2 separate regions of the Mus musculus genome follow, and region 1 is linked to region 2. Evidence: chromatin loops called from intact Hi-C (ENCODE). Cell type or tissue: left cerebral cortex. All regions are shown on one strand. Each heading gives the region's core, and the rest is flanking DNA. Links, peaks and the distances in the headings are about the cores only.

Region 1 (10,185 bases), core at 1,247-9,246, 60 kb after region 2:
TGTGCATTATTGCGTAAGACAATACATACTTTTACATACACTAATTTCATATTTGACTTTAAAACTTTAGGGGAAAAAGGTATGTGCTGTTATCTAAATGGCAATGCCTTGGAGTGTGTGATAAAATATGTCAGAGGAGGAGACATTTGAAACAATCTTTACAGTTTAGAATAAGTAGAGAAAAATAGAAGTTAGAAGCCTTTCAAGGTCATCCCATTAGTTACTGATGAAAGCATATTACATGATTCTCAATCTCTATACTTTTCTACTGTAACACAGAGGCACTCTGTGCTACAGTATGTAAATTAGTGGTCAAGAAGCATATATCAACAATAGTACTTTCCTTATACTGTCACGTGAAAAAGATGTTTAGATCAAGTGTAGATGGTACACATCTACAATCTCAGACCTTGGGAAGCAGAGACAGAAATACCTCAAGCCTGAGGCCAACCTGATTATGAAGAAAGTTTCAGACCTACACAAAGAGATCCTAGTTCAAAAAAATTATTCAATGAATGAAATATTTTTTTAAAAATGAAAAGGTATTTAAAGTTAAGGTAGTATAAGTGGGCACAAAGAACACAAAGAATAGTTTGCTCCACTAACATAATATTTCAGCGTTCCTACACTTAATAGATTCTTAACCACACTGCTTATATTTTTACTGTGAATGGCAGATATGAGGAGTTCAATATTCAGTGCATTCAAAGACTAAGATTTTCTCTGAAATTCTAAATAGTCCATTTCTGCTTTTGCTGATTTTCACTCACAATTTTCATACATTACACTGCCAATAACTCAAGTAGTATAAAAAATATTTTAGTTCCGTGAATGTGTTTATCATGATTCTAATTACTTATTGATAGATATTTTTTTTGTTTTTGTTTCATCTCTGTTTATTTCTATATCATTATTCTTTCAGAAGATGGAAGGTAAGTAAAGCAGGGACATTCACAGAGCAACATGAAAAAGAGAGTATTAAATCCCTCACCCTAAAAGACAGAACCAAGATGAATCACTTTGAGGTACAATTGTGTAGGTCTCAACTGGAAACAAAGAAACCCTTTCACCAGAACTCTGATGGGGTGGAAGTGGCTGGGATGGAAGAGTTTCAGGATAGTATTCTGTACATTAGACAACTTATGAAACTTTGTTATAGACAAACCCAAATAATGACTGGGATAGACTGAAAGGTCTTTACATCCCTGCCTATTCCAGAATTTTACTGTTCTAGGAACACAGCAATAATCTCACAAAACTATTCCCTTCAACTAACAAAGTCATCCTTATCTTAAGATTAATCCTTATCTTTTTATATCATGTGTGTGTGATATTTAATGTATTTAATTCACACACATTTCAACAACACAAACAGCTTGTAGCTGCTTATTGCACACGGTAAGTTAAATTAAAATTCAGGTTAGAACATTTTCTTTACTATTCACTTGTTAGTATGAAATCTTCTATCTCTTACTCTATTGAGTTACAAGTTGTAATCAGGAAAGAATAACTTTATCAGTGATGTTCATCCTTGAGATTCTGTTCCAAAGAGCAGAACTAACACAGTTAACCATGAAACAGATACTAACCTCCTTCATTTTTTCCAGTTCGTTCTGTAAAGCTTGCTTTGCAATTTCAACTTCGATTAGCTGCTGCCTCAGTTTCTCATTTTCATCTTCTGTTGTTGTCCTTTTTTCTTCCACATTTTCTAATTCATGGTGAAGTCTCACAGATACATCCTTTGCAACCTAAAAATGATATGTTTGCAAAGATAAATTATAATTTATTCATATTGAAGGCATTAAGAGCCAGTATTTCCAGAGTATTTCCTATGTGACCATGTTCCCAATACCGCATCTATAAGTCATTCATCTATAGCAATCACTTAATCCTCACAGCATTCGCATGGGATAGATGCTACTGCTATACCTGCTTTGTAGAGTAGGGAAGTATTAAAGAAGATGTTCAACAGGTATGATTAACAGGTAGTCATATGGCCTGGGTCAACTTTGTCCCTTTACTTCACTACATCAGAGTGACATTTATTTTATTTCATGTTCAGTTGTAGATAGAGTTAAGATATCTGCTTTAGTTTTACAGTGATACCATGAGGTATATGTTGCCACTACAGCCACCACTGAGAAATGGAGAAAGACAGTTTTAACTTCTGGGTAGTTGGGCTTGCTCTTTTCCTCATAATTCTAGCTAGTTCCAAGTACTTAGGTTTAGGAACATTCTAGTTTTTGAGATTCCTTTTTGTTTTACTAGTATGTATTTTTACCCCAAGTTTTAAAATTATCTTGAAAATCATAGGGCTTTGAAGAAATGTTAGAGGCTTAGGAAACAGCCAGTCCTGGTTTATGTTGGATAAAGGGAACTTGGCTATTGCTGGGATTGTTACAAGGCCCAGGTACATGCATAGAACTTATGTAAAAAATGCTTTTGGTTGGGGTTGAACCTAAGTGGTTAAGTACACTGAATGCTTTTCTAGAGGGCTTTGTTCAATTTCCAGACGCTATGGCCTTTTCTGGCTTCCAGAGACACCGGGCACTCATGTGGGGCACAGACATGCATTTGGGCAAAATACCAATACACATTTTGTTTAAAGTGCCATTTGTGCACCTATAAAGTAGCCCCATTTATAATATCTACCTCACAGATTTTTTTACTCCAAATCAGTCAACATTATATGTATTGTTGCTATATTTTCTGATGAGTCATGACGGATTCCAAAGCAAACCAAAAGAATGGAGCAAAGACTTCCATAAGATGTTTGCCAAGAGCTTTCTTTGAAACACATCTAGGGTAATTAACTCTACTTGCATAGCGATGAAATTAATAATAGTTAAAAGTATATTTGGTTGTCAATGGAGATGTGCTGAATGTCCAGTTTGCCTTGTAAATAAAATCTGCCTGTTTTCAAAATGAAGAAAGAGCACCCCACAAAAGAGTCTACTGTAAACTCTGAGCTGTCTGGTACCCTGTTCTCTGGGATACACTCTGAATGGGCAACTTGATTTCAAAACAAGGTGTTTTCTTCTGATCTACTCTCCTCCTTCAAATGGCTTGCTGTGTAGACAGGCTGCTTTTCAGGGGGAGTTACAGAAGGGATGAGTGCTGATGGGAATACACCCTGGAGAAAATCTGAGGAAAAAGACCTTAACTATTTTCTCAGTACTGTTCTTATTCTGGAGGTCAGTGCTCCACCAGTAATCCACTCTTGAATGCCTGATTCCACCTGGCCTTCACAGGAAGTACATCATTGGAAGCTAGATCACAGGAGGCCCTGTAGAGCCTGTACTTTACCATGGCCTTGTTTCAGTGGACGAGGGAGGAACCCTCTTATTACTTCCTGAAGAGTTACTCCCAGGAGATCCTCCTCCTACTAAACTGAATAGATCCTTCTATTCCCAGATGCTGACATTTTGTGGTGAACGAACTCTTGAAAACTATTGCCCTTTGTCGTCCTTCAGTGAAGGCCCTTTCAATGCAAAGAGCCCTCCAAAGTCTCCACCCATAGACCCTAGCCCGCCCTGGCTCTCGCCCTCGCTCTCCCCCACCCACACCACCCCTGCAAGAGACCTTGAGATCCTGCTCCAGGCTGCGCAACAGCTCGCCATCAATTTCCCCAGTCTGCGCGTAGCGGAGCCTTTTGCGCTCGGCTTTGCGGAGGCGGTACTGCAGAATCCGGCAGTTTTTGTTGGCTCGCTCCAACTCATGGCGCATTTCCTGCAGTTGACAGGCATCCTCCTCGAAGAAAGTATCCCTCATCTCGTCCATCTCGGTCCTCAGCTCATCGATCTCGTTCTGAGACGGTGACAGGCTATGGGTCACAACCAGTCTTGCCACTAGCCCCTCAGATATGCACCATGTACATCCCATCCCTATTCCCAATTCCTAGCTTTACTGCCTTCCTCTGCACAAGACAGGAGTGACAGGGAGCTGAAAGCAAACCAGGCCTAGTTTAGGCCTCTCTGCCTGTGAGAAAGTGGGGCAAATCATGATAATTGGGTAAACGAAGGCCTAGATTTGGTTTTAAACACAACGGTATTAATATTAGTTCCGTTTCTAATTAGGAGCAAGCCATGGACCACCCCCGCCCCCATCTTCCTAGTTTTCCTCCTTTCATGTGGTCCTAAAAGGTCAGCAGCCTTCCAAACCTACCAGGACACGCCCTAATCATCGGAGGCCCCGCACTTCCCCTCCCCCATTCGGGTCCCACCCCCTCTCTTTCTCACCTTGAGAGTCTCGTTCTCTTCCCTCAGCTTCTCCATCTCCTCCTGCATATCTTCTTGCTCTTGGAGCTGCTGCGAGTGCGGCTGGGACGAAGGGGGAGCAGCTGCCTGCATGGCCCCGCCGCTACCGTTGCCCTCGGCGCTCTGCTGGGGGCCCTCGGCTGCAGCCGCCATTGGGGAGGAGGAGGGGACTACAAGGGGCTCACAGATGGCTGGAGCGCCGGCGACTGGGGAACTGCGGCTGCCGCCGCCACCGTTTTTAGTGTGCATCTGAGCCGCGGCCGCCGCCGCTGCCGCCCGCTCCTTCTTGAGATGGAACTGGATGAGCTCAGACTGCAGACATCCCTCCTTCCAGTAGCTCCCTCCACCACCGCTGCCGCTCCCTGTGCTGCCGCTACCAGAGTTTCTGCTACCTGGGCCGGGGGTTTTGCTCGTAGCAGCGGTGGGTGGTGAAGGGGAGACTCCCTCCGCAACGCTGCTACCCCTCTGCGTTGCGCGGACGCCTTTCCCTCGCCAACCCCTGGGCGGCGGCGGCTGCGGAGCGCCCCCCTCCCGGTCCCCCGGGCCACCACCGGCTCCTCCTCCTTCCCCGCCCCCTCCTACTCCCCCGAGCGGAGGAGGTTCCCCGACTTTCGAGGGCCCGGATTCTATTTCCCGGGGTGCCTCTTCCGGCTGTCCGGACCTCCTGAAGCTCACAGAGGCCAGGATCGCCGCGGGGGACCCTTCAGCACCAGGCGCGGGCTGGACAGCTCCGGGAACAGCCCCTTTGGGTATGGAGGGCACCGCCTTCTCCGCCCCGCCTCCGAGTCCTCTGGAGCCGGTCCCAGAGGTGCTCCGACCGGTTATCTTGTTACCCTGCTGTTGCTGCTGCTGCAGCTGCTGCTGCCGAACAGAATTGAGCTTAGGGCCGACCCCAAGCGGGGACCGCGTGGCCCCGGCGGTCTGACGAAGAGAATTGTCCCTAGGCCTAGCGGGTGATTGAGCTCGCTGCTGCTTTCTGCTGCAGCCCTCCGGGTGCATGCGAGCCTCCGTGGCTGCGGCGGCCGCAGAAGCTGAGGTTGCGGCTGGGGCAGCGCCCCCGGACGGTGGCTGACTCATGGCAGTCTAGAAAGAACCTACTGGATGCCACTTGGAAGCGTCCATCTCTAGATCATCCTCTTCTCTCCTTTCTGTCACCAACCTTCCTGTGTAAGCTGGGATGGAAATAGAAGAAAAATATACAGTATGTTTACACTGTTGTAGAGCCAAAGGTCAATGTGCTGTACAAGGGAAGCTAGAGAGAATTATCAGACTCGGAAACCAAAGGTTTGATGGAAGCTTTGAGTAGGTGAAAGATTCAGGGCTGTAAGTCCTCACTTTGCCCAAAGTGGCGCTGTCTCCATCTTACTCCACCTCAGTCAAAAGGATCTGAAGGCAGCTAAAACTTGCACTCCCTAGGTAACCTGTACCTGGGATGGGTGAGGCACAGGTTCAGAAAGAAATGAAAGGTGAAGGAAATGGGGGCAGGGGAGATGAAAAGTGGAAAAGGATAGAAAGGTAAAGGAAGTGTTTAGATATTATAGTTGTTAAACAGCTTCCTCCTCTGACTCCAAATCTGTATTTTAAACCTAGTTTAGTGTGTGTGTGTGTGTGTGGGGGGGGTATTAAATTAGTATTCCTAATTGTCAGTTAAAGAAATAAGGCTATAATGTAAGATCCTAGAGAAGATTTTCCCTGGATAAATGACACTTTTCCCACTCATCCCCAGCCCTTAATGTTGTCTTCAGAGAATTTTAGCCAACTTTCTTTAGAATGGAACACACACACACACACACACACACACACACTGTAAAGAATGAATATGAATCAACCCCAAGCTCAAGAAAAAGCTGCTATTAAGAATTAGTTATAAGATTCAGTCATTGACAACCCAAAAGAGATTATTTTAGCAGCTTAAAAATACTTGTTGAAAAATTTGATGAACAGCTTTATCTACAGGCTGCGAAGTTTTTAATGGCGAATTTGTCCTCGCTTCTTCCTGTTCTGCACTTAAGGTGGACTGAGTTGCAAGTACAACATAGAAAACAGTTTTATTCTGAACCATCTCCTTAGATAGTATATAATAGACTGAGTAGAAGTTTTAAAATGCCCACTAGAGAAATAGCAGAGTGGTTAATTACATTGGCTGCTCTTTCAGAGGACACAGGGTCTGCTCCAAGCACTCAGGTGACATCTCTAAGCTCTCTGTAACTTCAGTTTCAGGGAACCTGATACACTCTTCTGTCATCCCTGGGCACCAGACCCATATGTGGTACACAAATATGCATGCAGGCAAAACACCCATATGCATAAAATAAAACCTAAATTTAAAAATGTTAAAATGCTCAGACATTCCTATGGAGCCAAATTCTGAAACAGAACCATGGAACACTATTTAACCAAAAGGCTGTTTGTCTTCCTTTAGGGCGGTAAGATACATTGTGTTAGCTTTCCAGTATAAACATACCATTTTAATCCAGAGGACAGAAAAGACCTGTGGATTTTCCTTGCTAGTGGTTCAGACAGCTAGTTCATTTGGCCCCTTTCCAAGAACCTCATTTACCTTTACTGGTAAAGCAGAGGAAGGTCACACACACACACACACACACACACACACACACACACACGCACACACACGCACGCGCGCACACACACACACACACACACACACACAGAGAGAGAGAGAGAGAGAGAGGGAGAGAGAGAGAGAGAGAGGGAGGGAGAGAGAGAGAGAGAGAGGGAGAGAGAGAGAGAGCTTTTAGGAGACATGGTTTCCCATTATTACTCTTATTGTCTGTTGTAAGTATCTCAATTGAGGATGTAATCATTTGTCCTTTCATAACGGAAAGGCACCCAAAACTCCTCCACCTTCCTTTCTCCCTCTGTAATCTCTTTTCAACTCCCTTTGTAATACAAAAATAAACAATGATTACTTCAGAAGGAAAACCAAAGTTACCCTCTGCTAAAAAGTCTGGCCTACTTTACCGTGGGTCAGACTAAAGTGGGCCACCCAGCTTAATTGTACTGACAATGCAATGTTATATTTAACCAAGTAGAACCACGCGGGAACTCAGAAAGTCACCAGCTGAAGCCTCACCCGCCCAGACTATAACCTCAACGAAAGCTTGGGTTTCATTAATTAGTTCCACAATCTAAGGAACCTAGTGTCTGTCACTTGTTCCCTGACAAAGTAATAAGGTAATGTATCTCACAGTTTCTCCAGTGGCAATATCCATCCAAGCAATGATAGTAAGGACCAAATCAACCCTTTTCATCTCAAATCCTATCTGTCCCAGGACCCACCCCGTTTCTCTTCGTGTCTTTAGAAATCCAGAAGATCTCACTTCTCTGCAGTGGCTTTTGCTTCCAGGAAGCCGGAGACCTCCGACTTTATTTTTCTACCTTTCAGAGAAAGTTCAACTTCCCAGCTTCCGTAGTGTTATAGGCGAATTTCTTCTGGGCGCGCTTGCTTGCACGGGATCCACACCCACTCTGTTTCTCCGAACAAAGGCGACAACCACAAAGACTTAGAGCTCTGGGAGTTGACTCCTAGCCGGCGGTGCTTGGCTGGCTGGGCTGCAAATGCAGCAGGCAATACCCGGGGTGCCAAGCAGTGCCAGACTCTTCCCCAGGAAGTGCAGCGGTATTCATGAGCTGACCTCACCGGACTGGGCTGGAAAGAGGGCGGGATTGAAGGGAAGACAGGAGAGAAGTAACCGGAGTGGTTGCTTAAAGAAGAAAGAGAAGGATGGGGAACCAGGGTAGCGGGTGGGAGGCAGAAAGACAAAAAGGCAAGAGCCACGCCCGAGATGCAGAATTATTCAGCCTGGCTCATCAAATTCCTCTCTCCATTTCCATTTCCTGTATTTGGCAGAAGACTCCAAGACCGCTTAAAATCGGATGCCTTGGCTTCCTGCAAAGCTTTGTCTCAGGTCCGATCAATCTCCATCAATTATTTACTTGAGCTCTTTTCCTTGGGAAGCCGGTTGGAGCATCCTGCACCCTCAGCCTGACCCAGCGGAGTCTCTAGACGCAGCTCTTAGAGGCGCTGGCGCGCGCTTCCGGTACTTCTCTTTGTTCACTCACTTTAATGCTCAGTCAGTCTCTCCATGCGCGGCTCCTTCCCCACCCCCAGCTCGGGCGGAGTCCTGGGATGGCTTTTCCGCGAATAGACAATGCTCGTCAGACCCGCTGTCCCACAGACAAAGGGTTCTTGAGGAGATAAGGAGAAATGACTAATTTAGGGCAAACTGAATAAATATGTGCTTCCAGGGATGTTTTAAGTGCATCTCAGTAGCACTGGGCACCATATTTTCCCCTCTCCTCGCTAAAGGCCAATTTCTTCAGTGAAAACAAACTGGTAATTTCTGAGATCCATTTTTTTTTTTACTGTTGTGCACGTGAGTAATAGTAGTCAGAACAAATGTATCAATAAAGAATCGTCTGATCTGACAATGAATTAAGAAAAATGCGTTTCCAGTTTACATTTATCCATATTGATTCACAGTAATAATACTCCTAATGTTTGAGGGGAATTTTGTTCTTTTTCCTTCCAATTTTATTTCAGGAGAGTAGGCTCGAGTGACTTACTTTAACCCATAGAAATCCCCTTGTAAGTTTGCAGGTCAGAATATATAAACCTGTTTTTAAAGGAAAAATTTGAGACATTAAACTTCTCTTACTTTATTGTGGTGATTTTGTAAGGACAAAGACTTAGATATTCTTCAACAGTTTCTAGCCTAGCGTTAATTTTAGAGCGAGACTTCATTTTAAACTAAATCCTGTCTTAAAAGTGAAATGGCTATTTGGAGTAAATTGCACAGAAGTAGCGAAATGAGAGCATATTTAAGCCCAGGTAATGTATACCCCCAGTGACATCGCTTATGTTATCACAAGGAAATAATTTAGGCTGTCAAACTGTTGCTATGGAGTGGTTTGTGGCCAGCACTGTCCAAGGTGCTGGGGATACAAAGAAAGTAGAGAAATCATCTCTGTGCTGAGAAGGCTCAAACATACTGGCAACAGTTGAGGTAACGGAGATATTGTTCTTATTCTTGAATACGTGGAAAGCCAGAATAGTGAATCCTGTGATATCTATGATAGGACTTGCATCGTTGATTAGAATAACAAAATGAAGTCACAATGTCACAAGCTATTTTGAGTTTGTGTTCAACAGTTCCTCATTATGTACCACAATGTAAGTTGCAGTACTCTGTGTGTGTGTGTGTGTGTGTATGTATGTGTGTGCGCACACGCACACTTCTTTCCTTTTGATGCAGGTCTTTGTATGTAGCAAGGGGTAACCTGGAGCCCAGGATGGATGATCTCAAATGCATCTGCGTCCTGAATACAAGAATTGAAGTTGTGGAGCACCACACACAACTATCTAAATTGCAATATTTTTAAAAAGAATATTAAGATTCATATATCCCACTCAATGAAAATTAATAAAATGCATAAAATATCTCTTAGGCCAATCTTTATAAATAAAGCATTCTTACACAAGTAATCTAGAAGCATAAAAACAGTTCTGCTTGCCTAAGAACTTGCTTAGACATATCCATTTCAGTGTTTATTTCCATGCAAACAGTATCTTTTATTCTATGAACATCTAATAAAATCAAGAATGCTTACATCAGAGTTCATATGCCCAAAAGGGTAGTTTTCTACCTTAGGATTGTGCAGTCTCAGTGCTATAAGCCATTGCAATATGGGATGAATGGAAACAATGCTGTCAAGCCTTTAAACTAAAGGTTTTTAATTAGAGTCGTGTTTTGGTTATCCCATTATTTACTGGTTAAAAATTACACTTCTGCATGGGGCTGGAGAAATTTTGAGTTCTTAAGTTCAGTTGCTGCTCTCACAGAACAGCTTATGACTTGCTACAAAACCAGTTTCAGGGGACGTGACAGGCTCTTTTGATGGCATTACA
Region 2 (10,185 bases), core at 1,450-9,449:
TCCAAGCTTTAGAAATCCACCCTTAGCAGTTGAACAGCCCCTTCTCCAAGGCAGTTGAATCCCTTATGTACCCTGCCCACTGTTCGGAGGCCCAGCCACAAGCACAGCCAGGTCAGGAGATGCTGAAAACACACTTACTTAAATCTCATCTTTAATCTAAGATTCAGAAGCAGTATCCTGCTCTACCCAGTTTGCTCGTTCAAGTTTGCCAAGAAGAAACATACCTTCTTACACTTGGGGGTCGTCCTGCAGCAGGTCAGGCTCTGTGTGGCCAGTCTAGCAATGGCAGAGGTGGGGCAGAGAGCTAGTTGTCTTAAAGAACAGTCTCAGTGGTTCTTTTATAAAACAAAATCCATTCATCTTCCACAGTGGTCCTGACAAACGCCTTTGCAAATTGAACTTCAAAGAGCTACTCTGCTCAGTGTCACAACAGCAGCTGGGCTACTATGACGTCAGGGACTTGGAGGCGGCCTTAAGGCTGCTGCTTCCAACCACAGCTCTGTAACTTTAGAGCAGTTATATCCTCTGGGTAAACAACTCCAGGTCCAGGACATTTTTAACTTTTATAATGGAGCCTAGCATTTTCAAACTTGCCAGGAGAGATCTGCTTGCTAGCAGCACATGATGACAATTTAGATTTCTTTTATTTGGAAAGTAGACTCTTTTTTTAGGAGCAAGAACCATCCTCTTCCTCCATCCCCTCTCTTTCCCTCTCTCTCTACAGTGAGATGCAGTTTCAGTGTCTTTGTTAGTCTGGCCAGGGATGAAGTGGAAATGTGTGAGAAAAAAAAAAAGAAATACACACACACACACACACACACACACACACACACACACACACACACACACACCAGCAAGCATGAGTCAAAATGTATGTTGAAACATATTGAATGTTTGCCTTTATGCAAAATAGAAATGGGGCATATATATATATAGAGAGAGAGGGAGAGAGAGAGAGAGAGAGAGAGAGAGAGAGAGAGAGAGAGAGAGAGAGAATAGTGGTTTACTTTAGTCAATAAAGTCTTTAGGGCCAATATAGCAAATCAGTTACACTGAATTTTAAGTAATAAGCTCTTATCGTCAAGCTAAAGTTTTCCGACTGTACAATATAACAATGTGTCATTTGAAGCATGCCATAATTTCATGTTTTTGGTTTTTGTTGGTTTTTTTTTTTTTTTTTTTTTTTGCCTACCTCCAAGCTCCATCCCATAAGGAGCTAAATTGCTTAATAATGGTAAACTGGTCAGGGCAACCATATATTTATCTAATTTAGTCAACTGACTAATTAATTAGCATATAACATTGCTTAGCAAAACAGGCTAGCCTAAAACTCAATATTGCCTCTCAAACTGGTCTCAATTTAGTACAATCCTGCTTCAGTCTTCCATGTCCTGGAATTAGGGTCTTGAGCCACCAACTCCAGCTTCTTTACTTCCATAGAAGGACGTTATACAGGCAGAATAACCGAAAGAAATGCTTCCCTATGTTTAGAGAGCTAGGATTCATATTTCCAGGGGCAGCCACAATCGTCATAGTTACAATAGCAACACTAGTTATTCACTGGGAGCAGCTTTAAGCAAAGCTCTGTGCTAAGGATGTCAAGTGGAGCTTCGTGTCAGTTTACCACCTTAGCAACTGTCTGCAGTTTTATTCACCGGATCTTACTTATATCCATGGCTTAGAGAGCTAAAACATCTTGACAAAGCCCACAGAAAGACCTCTGAGAGGAGGAGCAGGACTTGGAACCAGTTTGGGGACCCTGGAATATTGTTATAGGGACCGAGGGCTCAATACTTCTGCCCCCATTTAACTGTGTAATCCTGTGGCCTCTGTTTCTTCCTTAACCAATTAGATGAATTTACTTCATAAGACTGTAAGGCAAACAGATACATGGAGTGACAGAGAGTTACAGTTGGTCCCTCCTGCTTGCCTCGTTGCTAATGCATACAGGAGGACGAATAAGAAACTTTGCTCAGAACCATTAGCTGGAGTTATCAAATAATACTCCTGTGGACTCTTCATTTTAAATCATTGAGTTTCTATGTGTTCCCTGTAATTCAAGCTAGGCTTTGCATCTGGACATGTTGGCATAAGCCTGGAATCCCAGAACCTGAGAGGTAAAGGCAGGAGGATCAGCAGTTTAAGGCTAATCTCAGATACTGGGGAAGTTCAAGGCCAGCCTAGGCTCCATGAGATCCTGCTCTCCAAACAAACAGACACAAACCCATAAACAATAACTGAAGAGAAGAAAGACAAAAGGCCTTTTCCATAATTCTATCAGAAAGTCAAATAGCATTTGGCTGACTTTCAGAAGCTATGTTGTGCTATGGACTCTGGTCTTCCCTGTGGCTTTTTCAATATCCTTTTTCCTGTGCTAATAAAAAAGAACTACAGTCCCCCCCTTTTTTTTTTAGCTTCTTATACTGTATGTAGGTTTGCCAATGAGTCACTTCAAATTTAACACTAATGTGAATATCTTCTAGCCCTTTCTGCTGAATAATTTTGTAAATATATGTACATACATACATATTCTCTTGGTCTCTGTCTCTGTCTCTGTCTCTGTCTCTGTCTCTGGAGTAAGCACATCAACAAACTGATAGGATATAAAGACAACAACTGTTCAAAACTGCTTTAAAGAGCTTCCAAGCAATTCATTTTAACAAGAGGGGCTATCGTTATATGCACAAGATATATAAACTGAAAAAAAAACTAATGATGGTGTATGTACTCCCACAGCAATGGTGATAATTTTAGTTCTTAAATGATTTAACATTTTAAAGTGTGAAAATGAGAACGATTTTATAGAAAACACGTCATTTATTGTGTAATGCAGATGATTTGTAAGCCATTTGAACATTTGAATTCATCTCAAAATAACAAACACACCCAAATTATTGGTCTCCATTTTAGAAATAGTTTTACTCACAACTGCATGCCTGCTAACCCAATTTCAAAGTGGAACAGAATATACACAATACTTAATAAGAGTTAATAGAGAAAGACCAGCTACCATTAAGAAACAATACAGCAAATTATAAAAAAAAAGGTTTAAAAACGTTTGTATGTATGATAACAATAGCCATGAGTTAGAACATTTTGGAAAAGTAGAAGAAAGACACTGAACACATAAATGGCATGAGCAGGTGTTTCCAGAGTCACCAAATTTAGAGCCAAAAAGAGCCTCTGGGGTCATCTAGCTAACCTTCTCAGTTTACAGTGAAGGGGGAGACCCTGTCATGAGATCATCTGTTCAAGGCCACTAATTACACTAAGAATAGAATCCCGGTCCTCTCATCCCCAGGGCAGCGCTGTGAAATTTAAAATTCCAACCAAGTCAAGAGACAAGACTCAAGATCAGGGATAAGGATGTTGGCTCTGACTGGATAATAAGATGCTGGCTTCTGGCTTTGCCAAATCTGTCTGAGTTAGTTGAATCAAGGGAGTCCATAGTCTATCTGTCAAGTGTGCCATAAAACACCATATAGTTGAGAGTTTATTTGCTACTTAGATAAAGAGACTTGGAGCCTGGGGAGATGGCTTAATGGGTAATAGTGTTAGTCACATAAGCTTAATAACCTGCTTCAATCCCTGAAAGCAGTGTGAAAAGCTGAATGAGGTGGTATGCATCTGTGACCCTAGCACTTCCATAGAAAGATGGGAGGCAGGGTTAGAACTGTCCTGAAGCTGGCAATGCACAGCATAGCATCAGAGACTTGGTACCCTATGTCAACATATGTGGCATATGTGAGGACTGATGTCTCACAGCTGCACTCTGACCTCTGCTCTTCAAGCTAAAACAACTCTGGCTGCTATAAGACTGGGAATATATGAGTTCATGCTTGTACAGTTTTTCTTCCTTCTTTACCATTCAATAATATTTACAGTGTGTTTCTGTTTTCTATAAAAATGACATGAAAATAACCGAGAGCACAGAATAATGTTGGAGTGAAAAGAAAACTCATTCTTTTCAGGCTAAAGTTGGAGGCCATACTATAGTATTATATTATATATTATATATTATATTATAGTATTATAGTATTATAGTCATTCTTTCCACAGAAAGCTTTTTGATGTTGCTGTTTGTTTTGATTTTTAACATAGAGTTTCTCTGTGTAGCTCTGGCCATCCTGGAACTCACTATGTAGACCAGGCTGGCCCTGAACCTGTCTATCAAGTGTTGGGATTAAAGGCATGTGTGCCACCACCACCCATCCTTCCTTACAGAGCAATGTCTGCCTTGTATAGATTCTTTAAGGTCAGATCTGAGGAATTTCAGTTAATATTCAACTTATAAAACATTGATGAGTGGCAACATCATCTCAGGTCACACTCGGGGGTGGGGGGAGGGCGGATTTGAGGAATAAGACAAATTCATGAATTACAAAAGCTACTGTGAGGAGTCAAAGAAATGGGGTCCACAGCACAACTCCTCAAGTCTCTTTTCTTGTAATTAAGTACAGCGTTCCACCCAGGGATTCAGTTTAGCATTACAACCAGCCATAGCTTACACTGCTTGGAGGTTTATACTGAACTATTCGTGAAAACTAGGAACTTTGAACTTTTTCAATCAGTTCATCCAGTGTGGACTCCCGCCCCCATCAAATGTGGTCCTATGTTTTCTGCATCCTAGAAACGCAGAGCTGTAAGTGTGTGTTAAGAGAATAAAAATGACTTTGATGCATATGAGGCTCTGACTGGGTAAAAGTTGGGATGGCTACACCAAGGACATTTTCTCCTAGGAGTTACATACTTAGGCTATTACATTTCAGCTAGTGCACTGTTTTCCAAGCACTGGATGTTTTTTTACCAAGAATCATGGGATGCTGGCTTCTTCTATTCTGAGGTCTGGTGACATGACAATAGCTATTTTAGCCAAGCCTTACATAGGCACTTCGAGATGTAAGAAATAGTTCAAAGAAACACTTTTGAACTATCAAAATTTATTTTAAATTCTAGTCCAAATTCTGAGTAAAATACTTGAGAAATGTGTGTTATTTAAAATTACAAAAATACATCCCTTTAAGCTTTTCAAATTGGTGTTTAGCATCTAATTCTATTATTTACAGATTCATGACTTGTTGATGACCCAAGAATGAAAGTAAGGAGGGCATTCTGCTAAGGGTGTCTATTTAGTATTTGCCACTAGATGGCAAGCCTGAGTCACTTCTCTTTGCTTGTAAGTTCTGAGGCCCAGACTGGCCATTTAGGGAGTGATTTGGAGGAGCAGGGACTAGTCCTTAGTGTTCTAAAAATGTGGCTATCCCACAGGCAATAGCATTATGTTTCCAAAAGTTGTCTGCTACAATGGTAGTGATATAAGAAGCCAACTGATGGTGCTTCAGAGACAGCACAGAAAAGGAGAGTCACCACCATATAAAAAAGACTAGAAGGAACAAGTTGGGAGCATAAGATAGCTTTCTGTTTCACTTATATGTCGTGGTTGAGAAAGAAGAGCAAGGACTGAAAAGGAAGAAGCAGGGCTGGGGCCTAGATTCTGAGGCCATTATGTAGAGTGGGAAGATCTGTGGCATTGTTAGTGAGAAAGTCCTAGTGATGAGAGAGAGGCCTGAGGTCACACCTCAGAGTAATCAGAAATCTTCTACAGCTGCCAGACTCATCCCCCAAGGTCAAGGCATAGTTCAGTATCTGATGAAGTCAGGAGGCACTTTGCATACCTGTCAGCCTGTCTGTGTTTGAACCTTATAGTATAGCATAGTTCTTGATGCTTTCTGGACAGTTTGCACAATCATATTCCTAAAGCTTTGCTTTTTCTACTGCAGTTATTTGGAACGCACTGTGATAATTTGAATCTACCTACTTTCTAAAACTTCAGTAATTTCAAACAAGAAGCCCCAAGTCATGGAGCTTATACATAAACATTTCCAGATGTAAGAAATAGTCCACAGAAACACCTTTGAACTATCAAATTTTATTTTAAGTTCTAGCCAAAATTCTAGTAAAATAACACCATATTTGAGAAATGGACCTATTTTGGAATCAATCGCATCCCTTCTAAAGTTAGGGGATGATCAGAAATATGAGTTTATCTCTGGTAGTATGCTCTCACAGCAATACTGTGCGGCAAGACTAGGAAGGTAATCAACTCCATCCAACTCCGCCCTTTGCCTGCCTCACTGTGGCTTCTTCACCCAGATAGAGTCCAAGGCTGTGAGAATAATGGGATGGCTCTCCAAGTGTTAGCCCTAACCCCAGTAGGTGATACAACTCCAAAGGAAGGTGTTCAGATGCTTAGAGCTCACCTAAACTCCAGAATAAATTAGTTTCAGTACTACTTTGGCAATTCTACGTAACTGGTCTATTTTAAAGGCATTTGTTTTCTGTTCAAGAGTTAATAGGGAAGAGAGGCCCCTTGGTCTTGCAAAATTTATATGCCTCAGTATGGGGGAATGCCAGGGCCAAGAAGTGGGAGTGGGTGGGTAGGGGAGTGGGGACTTTTGGGATAGCATTTGAAATGTAAATGAAGAAAATGCCTAATTAAAAAAATAAATTAAAAAAAGAGTTAATAGTATAAATAAAATGTCAACGACATTTTTCAAAAACCAAAGCAAAACAATAATCATGAAAAAGAGAAACTACACAGAACTTAGTTTGTGGTTGATATACAAAATACCACATGTGTGTGTGTGTGAGTCCCCCATGTCTGTCTGTCTGTCTATCTATCTATCTATCTATCTATCTATCTATCTATCTATCTATCTATCTATCTATCTATCATCTAGCTACATATGCTCAAGCAGAGAGGGTATTGATGGAAACTTATTAGGTAACATAGCAGGAACCATTTGAGTCTATGGCTCCACAAACTTTCAGTATGGCCATCATGAAAAAGAGCCACTCGTACCTCCTCCCCCTCCTAACTGTTGACACAAAAGCACTATGTAGACGCACATGGATGCTACTGCGTTCGTTGAGGTGTATTCAGAACGTGAAGTATCCTTCCTGTGTTTCTCTCTGAAATCTTTCAAGTGTCATGAGAATACTGGGGTACATTATCATCAAACTGTATATGAAACCATTTCATCTACTCCAAACCAGATTACAGATTAAAACTGCTTATCTCCCTGTACCTTTCTTGCCTGTAATGAGGGCTCGAAGAGATATGTCTTTATGCATAGTGGTTTTGAATTGTACCAAATTCCATTATTTTAATAAACAGTTAACTTTCCTCACATTTTACTACCCTCTACCACTCCCTGTTTATTCCCACAATCAGAGCCTGATTCTACTAGGGGAGACTTACTCTAGGAGACTGTAGCTAAGACACTGCATAGAGTGTTTGGAATTCCAAACTTCAGTGACAGACAATTAAATAGCCACATCCCAGTCTACCACATAAACTGCACATTCCTGGCTTGAACCAAAATTTCTTTGCTTAATGAGTTTCAGTCATCTTTATTTAAAAATAACCAAGCAGATTCCTGTTTTCCTTAAACCTATGCTAAATTAACCAAGACTCTAGTTTCTATGCCCAAGAAAGTGCCTTAGAAGGGAATTGCCTATAATAATTTTGGTTTAAAAAATTATCTCCAGCATGTCATTTAGATAACATAGCTTTGAAAGTGAGAATAGAAGATTCCGTGTTTCAACAACTGGGAGATTTCATGAGGTTGATCATTTAAAACCAGCACAAATGAAATAACTGCACGCTGAACATAGTAACAAAAATAATGCCAAAATAAGGTCAGAGACACAGGCAGGGAAGTGTGGGGGGGTGGGGGAGCAGAGAGAGGTGCTCAGAGGAAAGGCATGATGGTAACTCTCACAGGTCTTGGGCACCATCTTTTTAAACTTGTCTTCCTTACCCTAAATTCTAGGTTCCTACAGAAGAACCTACATTAAAAGAAGAAGATCAGAAAAAGTCACTTCACTGGTAGTTTGCTGCGACCACCTTCCTTTCACTAGCCTACCAGCCACTTCTCTGTGACACAGAAGCCTCTGACCACCGGACTCCAGTGAACTTATTACACATCACAGCAGGTTGGCTGTGTGCTCATGTGTGTGCCTGTGTACGTGCTGAAGCACATTAGAAACCTGGATGGACAGTTGACAGATCAGAGTTAGAAATGCCTTTCTCAGAATTCACTGGGAGAGTAGTTTGCATCCTTAAGTTCAGAGATTTGGTCAGAGTGAATTCAAAGAGCCCAGAGTATGGAAGCCAGCCCAGTCCCATTCAGACTGCTGTCCCTTTACCAGTATCTTAAGACAGTTCTATCTATGAAAGGCGTGGCTTGGGATGTAAGAGTCACATAAAATTCTTGTATTAAAATTCAGCCATATGAGTTCGTATCATGACTGGCAGGTGAGATCTAAAGATAGTACTATTTGGCAATCCCAAAGAGCAAAGATAACTGCTATGGTCCTTGCATTACTGCTGCAGACATTTCCAGTGCCTTTAAGAAAGCCTATGGATTTGTTGTTACAGCGTATAGGATCAGTATGAGGATTTGATTTAGTGTACACATCTATGCATCTGTAATGTGCCTGCCTTGCATTTTGTCATCCTGGTTCTTTTTGCCATTGAATACGTGTTCCTTTTGTTTTCGATTTTGTTAGTTTTGATAAACTGGGTTAGTGGGAAGAGTTTTTTTTTCTTTCTTCCTGAACTTTTAATTTTATTTTTATGTGTATTTATGTTTATGGGTGTTTGCCTGCATGTCTATATATGCATCACATGTCCATAGTGCTTACAGAGTCCAGAATCAGACACTGGGTTCCCCAGAACTGAGTTCAGACAGTTATGAGAAGCCAATGAGAATGGTACCCAGATTTTCAGCAAGACAATTGAGGACTTAAGACCTTCTCTTCTGCCCCGTATTTTAAAAAATGGCAACAGCACAGTAGAGAACTTCCCAGTCATTGAACATCATGAAACATTCCCATATATTCCCAGAATCTCCATAGGTATCTAAGAGCCACTGCTTAGCTGGGGAAGTCTGTGGCTCCAAGTGTTATAGACATTTTGGGCAATTGTCAGTTTCAACCCTTAAACATATATGCTCAGTTCCATTGAGTTTGTAACTTGGAAAAGTATCAAAAATCTAGTAGAAAGATCAAAAATTCAGGTGACAGCAGATGCTGGCGTGGATGTGGAGAAAGAGGAACACTCCTCCATTGTTGGTGGGATTGCAGGCTTGTACAACCACTCTGGAAATCAGTCTGGCGGTTCCTCAGAAAACTGGATATAGTACTACCGGAGGATCCAGCAATACCTCTCCTGGGCATATATCCAGAAGATGCCCCAACTGGTAAGAAGGACACATGCTCCGCTATGTTCATAGCAGCCTTATTTATAATAGCCAGAAGCTGGAAGGAACCCAGATGCCCCTCAACAGAGGAATGGATACAGAAAATGTGGTACATCTACACAATGGAGTACTACTCAGCTATTAAAAAGAATGAATTTATGAAATTCCTAGCCAAATGGATGGACCTGGAGGGCATCATCCTGAGTGAGGTAACACATTCACAAAGGAACTCACACAATATGTACTCACTGATAAGTGGATATTAGCCCAAAACCTAGGATATCCAAGATATAAGATACAATTTCCTAAACACATGAAACTCAAGAAAAATGAAGACTGAAGTGTGGACACTATGCCCCTCCTTAGAAGTGGAAACAAAACACCCTTGGAAGGAGGTACAGAGACAAAGTTTGGAGCTGAGATAAAAAGATGGACCATGTAGAGACTGCCATATCCGGGGATCCATCCCATAATCAGCTTCCAAATGCTGACACCATTGCATACACTAGCAAGATTATGCTGAAAGGACCCTGATATAGCTGTCTCTTGTCAGAGTATGCCTGGGCCTAGCAAACATAGAAGTGGATGCTCACAGTTGGCTATTGGATGGATCACATGGCCCCCAATGAAGGAGCTAGAGAAAGTACCCAAGAAGCTAAAGGGATCTGCAACCCTATAGGTGGAACAACATTATGAACTAACCAGTACCCCGGAGCTCTTGACTCTAGCTGCATATGTATCAAAAGATGGCCTAGGCGGCCATCACTGGAAAGAGAGGCCCATTGGACACGCAAACTTTATATGCCCCAGTACAGGGGAACGCCAGGGCCAAAAAAGGGGAGTGGGTGGGTAGGGGAGTGGGGGTGGGTGGCTATGGGGGACTTTTGGTATAGCATTGGAAACATAAATGAGCTAAATA

Evidence for each region. Peaks named below come from ENCODE experiments on the same cell type or tissue, not always from the same donor. Only the 100,000 strongest peaks of a DNase experiment are listed, where the experiment ranks them.
Region 1: a loop joins it to region 2, with 3 times the contacts of the local background. A loop is called at or near these places in 6 of 42 quality-filtered maps.

The regions. Positions count from the first base shown.
Region 1 is chr10:29,141,807-29,151,991 of GRCm38, reverse strand. Soga3 (SOGA family member 3) reads right to left here and starts at 7,996. Exons shown (of 7, transcript NM_026138.2): 1 at 7,557-7,996; 2 at 4,239-5,428; 3 at 3,583-3,807; 4 at 1,590-1,748. The coding sequence starts at 5,333. In left cerebral cortex, for the core only: CTCF peaks have their summits at 4,733, 5,347 and 5,590; DNase peaks (open chromatin) are centred at 6,566, 7,374, 7,891, 8,354 and 6 more places; H3K4me3 peaks cover 5,469 bases; H3K27ac peaks cover 4,027 bases.
Region 2 is chr10:29,201,906-29,212,090 of GRCm38, reverse strand. 9330159F19Rik (RIKEN cDNA 9330159F19 gene) reads right to left here and starts at 448. Exons shown (of 6, transcript NM_001162537.2): 1 at 225-448. In left cerebral cortex, for the core only: a CTCF peak has its summit at 5,143 (motif pointing right); a DNase peak (open chromatin) is centred at 5,169.